Regions from separate parts of the Homo sapiens genome. Here region 2 is linked to region 1. Evidence: chromatin loops called from intact Hi-C (ENCODE). Cell type or tissue: OCI-LY7. All regions are shown on one strand. Each heading gives the region's core, and the rest is flanking DNA. Links, peaks and the distances in the headings are about the cores only. Region 1 has its middle 36 kb from the start of LINC02318. Region 2 overlaps TUNAR (transmembrane neural differentiation associated intracellular calcium regulator).

Region 1 (4,317 bases), core at 318-4,317:
AAAAATAAAGGAACTATAAGATTTCTACCAAACCCAGATCATATCCCATTAATAGAGGCAAGGAAAATCCTGAAAGTAATTGGTCCTAAAAGTCACATGCCGTTTATAAAGAGTCACACACTGCCAAGGGGGAAGGGGAGGGCTGAATCAACAGGGGAAGGCTTAATTAACTTCCTCGTGTAAATAATATTTACAAATTGCATCTGACAAGAGAAGTCTTTGTACAGTGAGTAACTCCTCCTGCGAATTCTCAAATGAGTTTGCCAGCTCTGACCTGCGTTGTGTGGGTGGCACTCGGGAAGACTCACAACTGAGAGACCGGCTGGGATTTAAAAAGTGCTCCTCCTTAAATGGGCACTGGATGGCAGATAAAGCAACTTTACTTATGTGGTGGCTGTGTCCCAGGTGACCTGCCCAATGGCCACCTGCATGACTGTAGAAAGAACCATTGACACGGCAGAAAGAACTCATAGGTCAATCTTCACATGGTCTTCCAGCAACCCCAGGAGGTGAAAGAGGTGAAGTCTTCACTCTCACTTCACAGAGGAAGCAGTGGAAGCTCAGAGAGGGCCAGTGATGCTCCAAAGTCACACAGCTACTGCCCAGCAGGATTCAGCCCCAGACTCAGGTCGTCCAATGCCCATTCAGGTTCTGGTCCACTTCAGGCAGGTGGACTGAAGCCTAGGGAGGAAGACAAGGTGGAGAGAAGGAACCACCAGCTCATTCTGTTTCCCAAGCAGGGGAATGGGTATTCATGGACTGCCACAGAACATCACCACCTTGTTCAGCTCCAAAGTGCTGTGTGGAGTGTGGCCACTGAAGTCCCCATGAAAACCAGCCCATCTCACGTGCCAAATGTGCAAAAAGGGGCAAGGAGGGTCTTGAGCTGTCAACCTTGTAGCATAAAGTTTTCTAGCAGGAGAAGCAACACTTCTTAACCATTCAACTCTACAAATCTGGAGGGGCCAGACATCAATGCAGATAAAATCGTACAGCAACCATTCTTTCCTTGGTCTCAACCTCACCTGGAAAATGTCCCCTAGACACTACTAAAGCATCTTTTGACCTGAAATGATATCACTCCTTTCTCTTTCTCCTTTCCTTTCTTTCTTTCTTTCTTTCTCTTTCTTTCTTTCTTTCTTTCTTTCTTTCTTTCTTTCTTTCTTTCTTTCTTTCTTTCTCTCTCTCTCTCTCTCTCTCTTTCTTTCTTTCTTTCTTCTTTCTCTCTCTCTCTCTCTCTTTCTTTCTTTCTTGACAAGGTCTTGCTCTGTCACCCAGGGTAGATAGAGTTCAGTGACACGATCATGGCTTACTGTAGCCTTAACCTTCCAGGCTCAAGCCATCTTACCATCTCAGCCTCCTGAGTAGCTGAGACTGTGGGCACACAACACCATACCTGGCTAATTGTTTGTGTGTGTGTATGTGTGCTTTTTTAAAAAATGTTTTGTAAAGATGAGGTCTTCCTATGTTATGCAGATTGGTCTCAAACTCCTGGCCTCTAGCCATCCTTCCACCGTGGCCTCTCAAAGTGTTGGGATTACAGGCATTAGCCACCATGCCCAGCCTCTCACTTGTTTCTTGATGGGATTTTATGTTTAATTTGTTTCTTCATTCATTCATTCATTCATCCATTCATTCATTCATTCACTCGTAAGTAGATAACTAGATAACTAGATCCTGGTCCTGCCCTCAGGAACCATGGCGATGTTTGCAGTACTAGGAGAGGATAAACACTGAGAATTAAAGGAGCCAGAAGAGGGGTACCTCGCTGTGTTCTGGGTAAAGTAGGAGGTGAAGGAAGGCTTCCTGGAAGAAGTGGAACCTGGGCTAAGCCTTGAAGGATAGGGGAAGTTATCTGGGTAAGACATGGAGGGCAGAAAGGTAAGAGTGAGAGCAAGTCATCCGAGGCCTATAGACCAGAGAACACCATGGAATATCTGGGAGCATGGTGTTTATACTGGTGGAGCAGGAGGTTCTGAGCCATCCCAGATGGATGGAGCCAAGAGATAAAAGCAGAGAGAGAGAGACAGGACCTTGGGAACCAGACTGAAGGAGCTTGGACTTGATCTCTAAGAACAGCAGAGACAGCTAGTGGAGAGCATTAAGTAGGGAAGTGACGGGGTCAGATTCGTGTGTTAGGAAGACCAGTCTGGCATCTACAGGGAGAAGAGACTGGAATCCAGAGAAGTAGGCAGGGAGGACTGGCAGGATTTTTCTCTCTCCCAGCTCAGCCTCACAAGGTTGGTTTCCACAAACCCTTCCATGCCAAGCAGCCCTGGTGCCCTCAGTGAGATCTGGAGCCCAGACACCTTGGGATTCTGGGCGGCAGGACCCATATGGAATCTTTACCAGATCAGCTCTCTGCTGCCCCCAACTGTCTCCAAGAGGCCCTTTGGTCCTTGCAGGCTTTTTCTAAACCTCTTAGAATCTAGCATAGGGGTAGCAAACTTTTTCTGTAAAAGATGAAGTAGTGCGATATTGGACTTTGCAGAATATACGGTCCCTGTTGCAACTACTCTACGTTGCAACACGGAGGCAGCCACAGACAAAATAGAAACAAATGAGTGTGGCTGTGTCCCAATAAAACTTTATTTACGGACATTAAAATTTGAATTGCACATAATTTTCACAAGTCACAAAACATTCTTCTTCTTTTGTTGTTTTTTTAGACATTTAAAATGTAAAAAATTCAGAAACAACAACAAAAAACAAATAACTCAATTTAAAAATGGGCTAAGGACTTGAAGAGACGTTTCTCCAAAGAGATATACAAATGGCAAACAAGCACATGAAAAAGATGATCAGCCCCTCTCATCATGAGAGACATCAAAACTAAAGCCACGATGAGATGTCATCTCACCCCTATTGGAATGGCAACTGTCAAAACACAAAGTAACGCATATGGACAAGGATATGGAGAAACTGGAACCCTTATGCGCTGTTGGTGGGGATGTGAAATGGTGCAGCTGCTATGGAAAACAGTTTGGCAGTTCCTCAAAAAATTCCAAATAGAATTACCATAGATTCAGCAATTCTACTTCTGAATATATACCCCAAAGAATTGCAAACCAGATCTCAAAGAGATCTTTGTCGACCCATGTTCTTAGCTGCACTATTCACAGTAGCCAAGAGGTGGAAGCGACCCAGATGTCCATCAATGGATGAGTGGATCAACAGAGTGTGCTATGTACATACAGTGCTATTCAGCCTTAAAAAGGGACAAAAGTCTGACATTTGCTACACCATGTGAATGAACCTTGAGGATATTATGCTAAGTGATATAAGTTAGTCACAAAAAAAGACAAATACTGTATGATTCTACTTACATGAGGTACTTGGAGTAGTCAAATTCATAGACACAGGAAGAATGGTGATGGCCAGGGCTTCGGGGAGGGGAAGATAGGGAGTTGTTTCATGGGTATAGAGTTTAAGTTTTGCAAAATAAAAAAGTTCTAGAGATTAGTCTTACAACAATGTGAATATACTTATCACTACTGAACTGTATACTTAAAAACAGTTAAGGTAGTACATTTTATGTTATCTATACTTTACCACGGTTTTTTTTTCTTTTGAGACAGAGTCTCGCTCTGTCGCCCAGGCTGGAGTGACGTGGCGTGATCTCGGCTCACTGCAACCTCCACTTCCCGGATTCAAGCGATTCTTCTGCCTCAGCCTCTCAAGTAGCTGGGACTACAGGCACATGCCACCACACCCGGCTAATTTTTGTATTTTTAGTAGAGATGGGGTTTCACCATATTGGCCAGGCTGATCTGGAACTCCTGACCTCGTGATCCACCTGCCTCGGCCTCCCAAAGTGCTGGGATTACAGGCATGAGCCACCGCGCCAGGCCCACACAATGTTTTTTAAATGTAGAAACCATTGCAAGCTGGGACACTATACAAAAACAGGTGGCAGGCTAGACTTATTTGTTAGTCCATAGTTTGCTGTCTCCTACTCTAGCAGAACAAAATCCATGGACTTCCAGAACCCTTCCTTAAAACCTCACAGCACCCCTTCTGAAGTTCTCAGAACCAACGGCATTTTCCAATTTCCTCACAGGGCTTGGGAAGAGAACTTTTGCTGATCTTAATGAAATATGACTTTTGAACTCCAAATTGGGATTCAGTGAATGGAAGCAACAGAGTCTGACCCATACTATGAATTGGTCCCAGATCTGTTTCTACCTTTCTCCTCCTAGCATGAGTGACAGGCACTGTAAATCCTCTACGGATGCAGCCTCCAGAGGGTTCAAGCCTCCCTGTGATTGGGAAGTGCATTGTCAAGTTCACACCTGATTGGTTTGTCACATAACATTC
Region 2 (4,389 bases), core at 96-4,095, 280 kb before region 1:
TGAACTTGGCAGCAGAGACTCTGGTCCAATTCCTGCACCATCTCTCAGGAGCCGTGTGGCCCTGGGCAGGCTCCTGAGGGTGTCTGAGCCTTTTTCCTCATCTGCCATTTTGGGCCAGTAAGCCTTGCCCTATCCCAGACTTGCTAAATTTGACCTGTGCCCCCGAAGGGGTTTTATAAACAGAACTTATATGAATCGCAGGGCTCTTGTGGAGAGAGGGCGAAAATTATTCCAAAAGCCAGTGGTTTTCTCCAAAAAAGGAATCAACCGTCAAAGTTGACGTCATGAACACAACCGCTGGCAGCCTGTGTCTTCAGACTCGGAGGTGGGTGAGTGAAAGGTTCCTCTCAAGCTCCAGGGAAAACCCCCGAGCAGGTGGGACCTTGGCTCTAGCTTCCGAATGGGGATGCACTTTCAGAAATCAGTCACTTTGAGTGTGTCTGCATATGCCAAACATTTGCTCTAATTAAAAGTGTTTGCCAACACAGATTTCTAATTTGCGAATGTTAGTTCGACCTCCACGTGGCCGAAGGGCTATCTTTCTAAATCACAGACTAGATCATGTCGCTTCCCTGCCCCCCAACTTCAGCAGGCTCCAGACACGGGTCGATTCTTTCTGCTGCTGTCTGGGTTGTATTATTGTTGTTAACAATGATTTCTGAGGACTCCGAGTGCTGTGGGTCCCGGTGTAAGCCCACAGACCCGTTCAGCTCTGTGACCAAAGTCTCAGCTGTCAGGGGTGAAATGGGAAAACCAAGAATACTCTGATTAATTTAATTACATTTGATTAATTTGATTAATGAACAAATTTAAAATACTTTCACGATTCTAATATTAAGGTCTTCCTGTTTTCTAAATTATTTATCACATGCTGATGAGAGAGGGCAGATTAAAATTGGGCAATCTTATACCAATTTCTCAACTAAACAAATATCCTCTTCTGTGGACATCAAAAGGCTGGCAACCACCACCCTAAACCAGAATTGGTTTTGAGGCAAAGGTGTAGTGAACGTGCTATTTCTCTCTCCCCTCTTGCACACCCTACCTGGGGAGCCTGTCTCAGTGACAGCCTCGAGGGACAGCTTTCCCTACCATGTGACACCACCTCCCAGCCACAGCTGTTTAGAGCAGAGGGCTCCTCACCAAGCCAGGCCACTCTACTTCTCTCCTGGGAAATTAGGCCCCGGGGAGATGGAGTGAGCTTTGAGGCCACACAAATGTAGGGTTGGGGCTGCCATACTGGGGTGACCATTGTTTGGCCATATGCTCAGAGGACGAGAAGAAAAACCTGAAGTTGGAGAGGAAGGTTAGAGACAAAGGGTACAAGATGGTGAGACCTGGGGCTCCAGACAGAGAGGAAGGAAAACATCCTGGTCGCTGATGGCTTCATTTCTCCTTCACGAAGCCAGACTACACTTCTTGCTTCGATTTCCATGAAATGCCAATTTCTTATAAAAAAAAATCTCCCATTGCTGGGAAGCTAAAAAAGGAGAAGTGCTTGAGCCTAGGAATTCAAGGGTGTAGTGTGCAGTGACTGCGCCTGTGAATAGCCACTGCCTTCCAGCCTGGGCAACACAGTGAGACCCCACCCCTTGGGGAAAAAAATCTCCCATTGCTTAGAATCATTTGTCAGTTTTTTTTTTTTTTTTTTGTCTTTGTGTCCCTCTAAATTCCATGAGGAAGGAGACTAGGTAGGCCTCGTGAAATGCTCACCAGTAAAAAGCTGTTTCCTAAATGGTTGAGTGGAGGATTCACGGATGGATGGGCTGGCTGGGGTGTCAGACGCAGGAGCCAGGAGAGCAGCCATCTCTGCACTGCCACCACCCCTGCAGGTGCACAGGAAGGGAGGCCCTTCCGGTACTCTGCTATGAGAGACCAGCCAGAAGCCAGACAGGGGTGACGGCTCCGTGGGCTTACAGGGAAGATGAGTCTCTGCTTAAGTTCCTCCTCACGAGGGAGGTCTACCCTTGGTGAAGGACCAGGAGACAGGAAAGCCAGAGTTACGGGGAGCAGTCAGCTCCCAGTCACGGGGCTTGCCCAGGGTGCAGAGAACCTGAAAGTTCACAGCCTAGGAGAGGACAGCAGCCTGCTAAGTGGTGGCCAGGGCAGAAGAGTGAATAGTGGAGGCGGAGGAGGAGGAGGGGGAGGGAGAGGAGGGGGTGAGGGGTGGAGGTGGAAGGGCAAGCCAACTTCTCCTTCACATGCAGCAGGCACGGTGCCCAGGGCCCACAGAAATGTTCCAATTTAAAATCAGAAGGAAAACAATGAACTTCTGGGTAGAAGAAAATCTTTTAATATGTAACATTAATATGTTCATCTTTATATCAGCTCAGTCCTAAGAAATAATTTTTAATTTTTCTTTTTATGGTGGAAGAGGCCCATGAAAACAGAATTGCCCAGGACCCAAGAAAGTGAGAATGTGGCTCCAGGTGAAGGGAAGGGAGGCCAGGGACAGCAGGGGAGGGGAGGGGAGGTGGTCTGCCCCAAGGGTTGGTATAAAGGCCTCTTTGAAGCTGAGAAGCAGCAGCTGGACTCGCACACAGCTCTGCTTCCTTCTTCAGAAAGGACATCTGAAGGGGAAACAGCTCACATGCTTACAGAGGTCCCGTTTCACGGGGCCCGTAGTGCTTCACACTTTACACTGCAGAGGGGTGACGGCCATGCTCGGGATCCGACACCCCACTCTGCTGCCTTGCAACGGTCTACCTTGTGTAAGTCACCTAAGCACTCCGTGGTGGCTTCAAACGTACTGGCATCCTTCGGCACTCCTCCCATCAAAGGATGGAGTCTAACTGCCCCCCCCATCCCCTCGAATATGGGCTGGCCTTAGAGACTTGCTTCTAAGGACATGCCGGAAGTGATACTATGTGACTTCTGAGGCTCGATCACCAAAGAGGATAGAGACAGACACCCCCACGCACTACAACCTCTTGCTCTCTCTTGGGTCAATGGAGCCCTAGACTACAGGTAGGCAGTATGGCTACCCAGCCACACGGAGCGTCCACAGAGCGATGGAGAGTCTCAGCTGTGCCAGCCTCCCCACTCCCACCCTCAGGCTGTGCACCCCTTCTCACTCAGGGGCCAGACATGCGAGTGAGGAAGCCTCCCAGATGATTCCAGCCCCAGTCACAGTCTGACTGCAACCTCACATGAGGCCCGCAGCAAGGCCACCTAGCTGAGCAAAATAAATGATTATTCATGTTCAAAACCATTATCTGAGGTGTTTTTGTATGCACCAATACATACTCGAAGGCTTAGTATTTTCATCTGTAAAATGGGAATAATAAAATTAACTCCTTTATCAAGCTATTGTACACATTCAGTGAAAGAGTCCACGGAAAGGACTTATTGCACAGGGTCCCTACCCCAGTAAGCACCCAGCAAATATTAATCAAAGCTGGGATTACCATTAATTGTTGTTATTATGCCCATTTCTCAGAAGAGAAAACAGGACTCATAAAGGCTGAAGCAAATTGTCCAAGAATCACACAGGGAATTAGAGGATAAGCTCAGATTTCAATCCAGGTCTGTCCAGTGCCTCACAATCTGACTCGAAGAACAGCTTCAAATAAAAGGTGCATGTCCCCCAAAGTGACTGTGACAGCCATCAAAATCCTGTTGAAGAACTGCCATTCCAATGGTGAGATTGTAGGCACAGAGTGCCGCCAGCCAAGTGCAGCAGAATCTGGGAGGTAGTAGGTCCTTGCCCAGGAAAACAAAAGGAACTGAGGTCAGATGCTCAAAATGTCTTAATAATAATTACCCTGAATAACCACACAGAACTCATACATTTTCTACACTGCTTTGTCATCCATCATCTGGTCGGGTCCCCAACCCATGAGGATAGTTTTTATAGCTTTGCTCTCCTCTTTCATTAAAATGTGAGTCAATAAGGTGGTGAAACCTATGAAATGTGCCAGCAGGTAGATTAGTACTGTCCGAAACTGCAATAATTTATGGACCTCCCAAGATTATTTATCCAATACATATATTTACTAAGTTTGGGGGTAATAACCTGGGAAAGTTTGCAAACAATTCCTTTATGTTGCACGGGGCTGTGACGGATGCATTTTATGAGCAGGAACTGTACTTACAGATCTGCCTGATAAAGCACTGAAGGTTTGACTGTTTTGAAGTCAGCCAGCAGAGCTGTCATCAGCTTCTTATGCATTTAGGAGAACCTACTTGATAAGGTGAGAAACAGTCAGGAGCACCAGGCTGCCCCAAAAGCTCAGCCAGACTGACCGCTGCACAAGTCCCTTTGCACACTGCATCCCCCATCCAGTCACTAACAGGCCAGGAGTGACTTCCAGGTGCCAAGCAAGGTTCACCCCAGGTACTGAGGATCCAGGGAAGAGACAGTTGAAAGAAAGAGATGGAGCCAGCGAT

The links. A loop is a pair of places that touch in the nucleus more often than their neighbours do. Peaks named below come from ENCODE experiments on the same cell type or tissue, not always from the same donor. Only the 100,000 strongest peaks of a DNase experiment are listed, where the experiment ranks them.
Region 2: it touches region 1 in a loop (2.6-fold over the local background); 2 of 110 quality-filtered maps call a loop at or near these places.

The regions. Positions count from the first base shown.
Region 1 is chr14:95,607,645-95,611,961 of GRCh38, reverse strand. No RefSeq gene overlaps it. Among named protein-coding and RNA genes, the nearest start is that of LINC02318, 36 kb to the right of the region's middle. In OCI-LY7, for the core only: CTCF peaks have their summits at 496, 2,175 and 2,381 (motif pointing left); DNase peaks (open chromatin) are centred at 481 and 2,381.
Region 2 is chr14:95,887,222-95,891,610 of GRCh38, reverse strand. All of the region lies in intron 1 of TUNAR (transmembrane neural differentiation associated intracellular calcium regulator), which reads right to left. Among named protein-coding and RNA genes, the nearest start is that of TUNAR, 13 kb to the right of the region's middle. RefSeq lists an enhancer at 1-449. In OCI-LY7, for the core only: no CTCF peak of the experiment used is centred there; DNase peaks (open chromatin) are centred at 1,840 and 2,550; H3K4me3 peaks cover 1,825 bases; H3K27ac peaks cover 2,577 bases.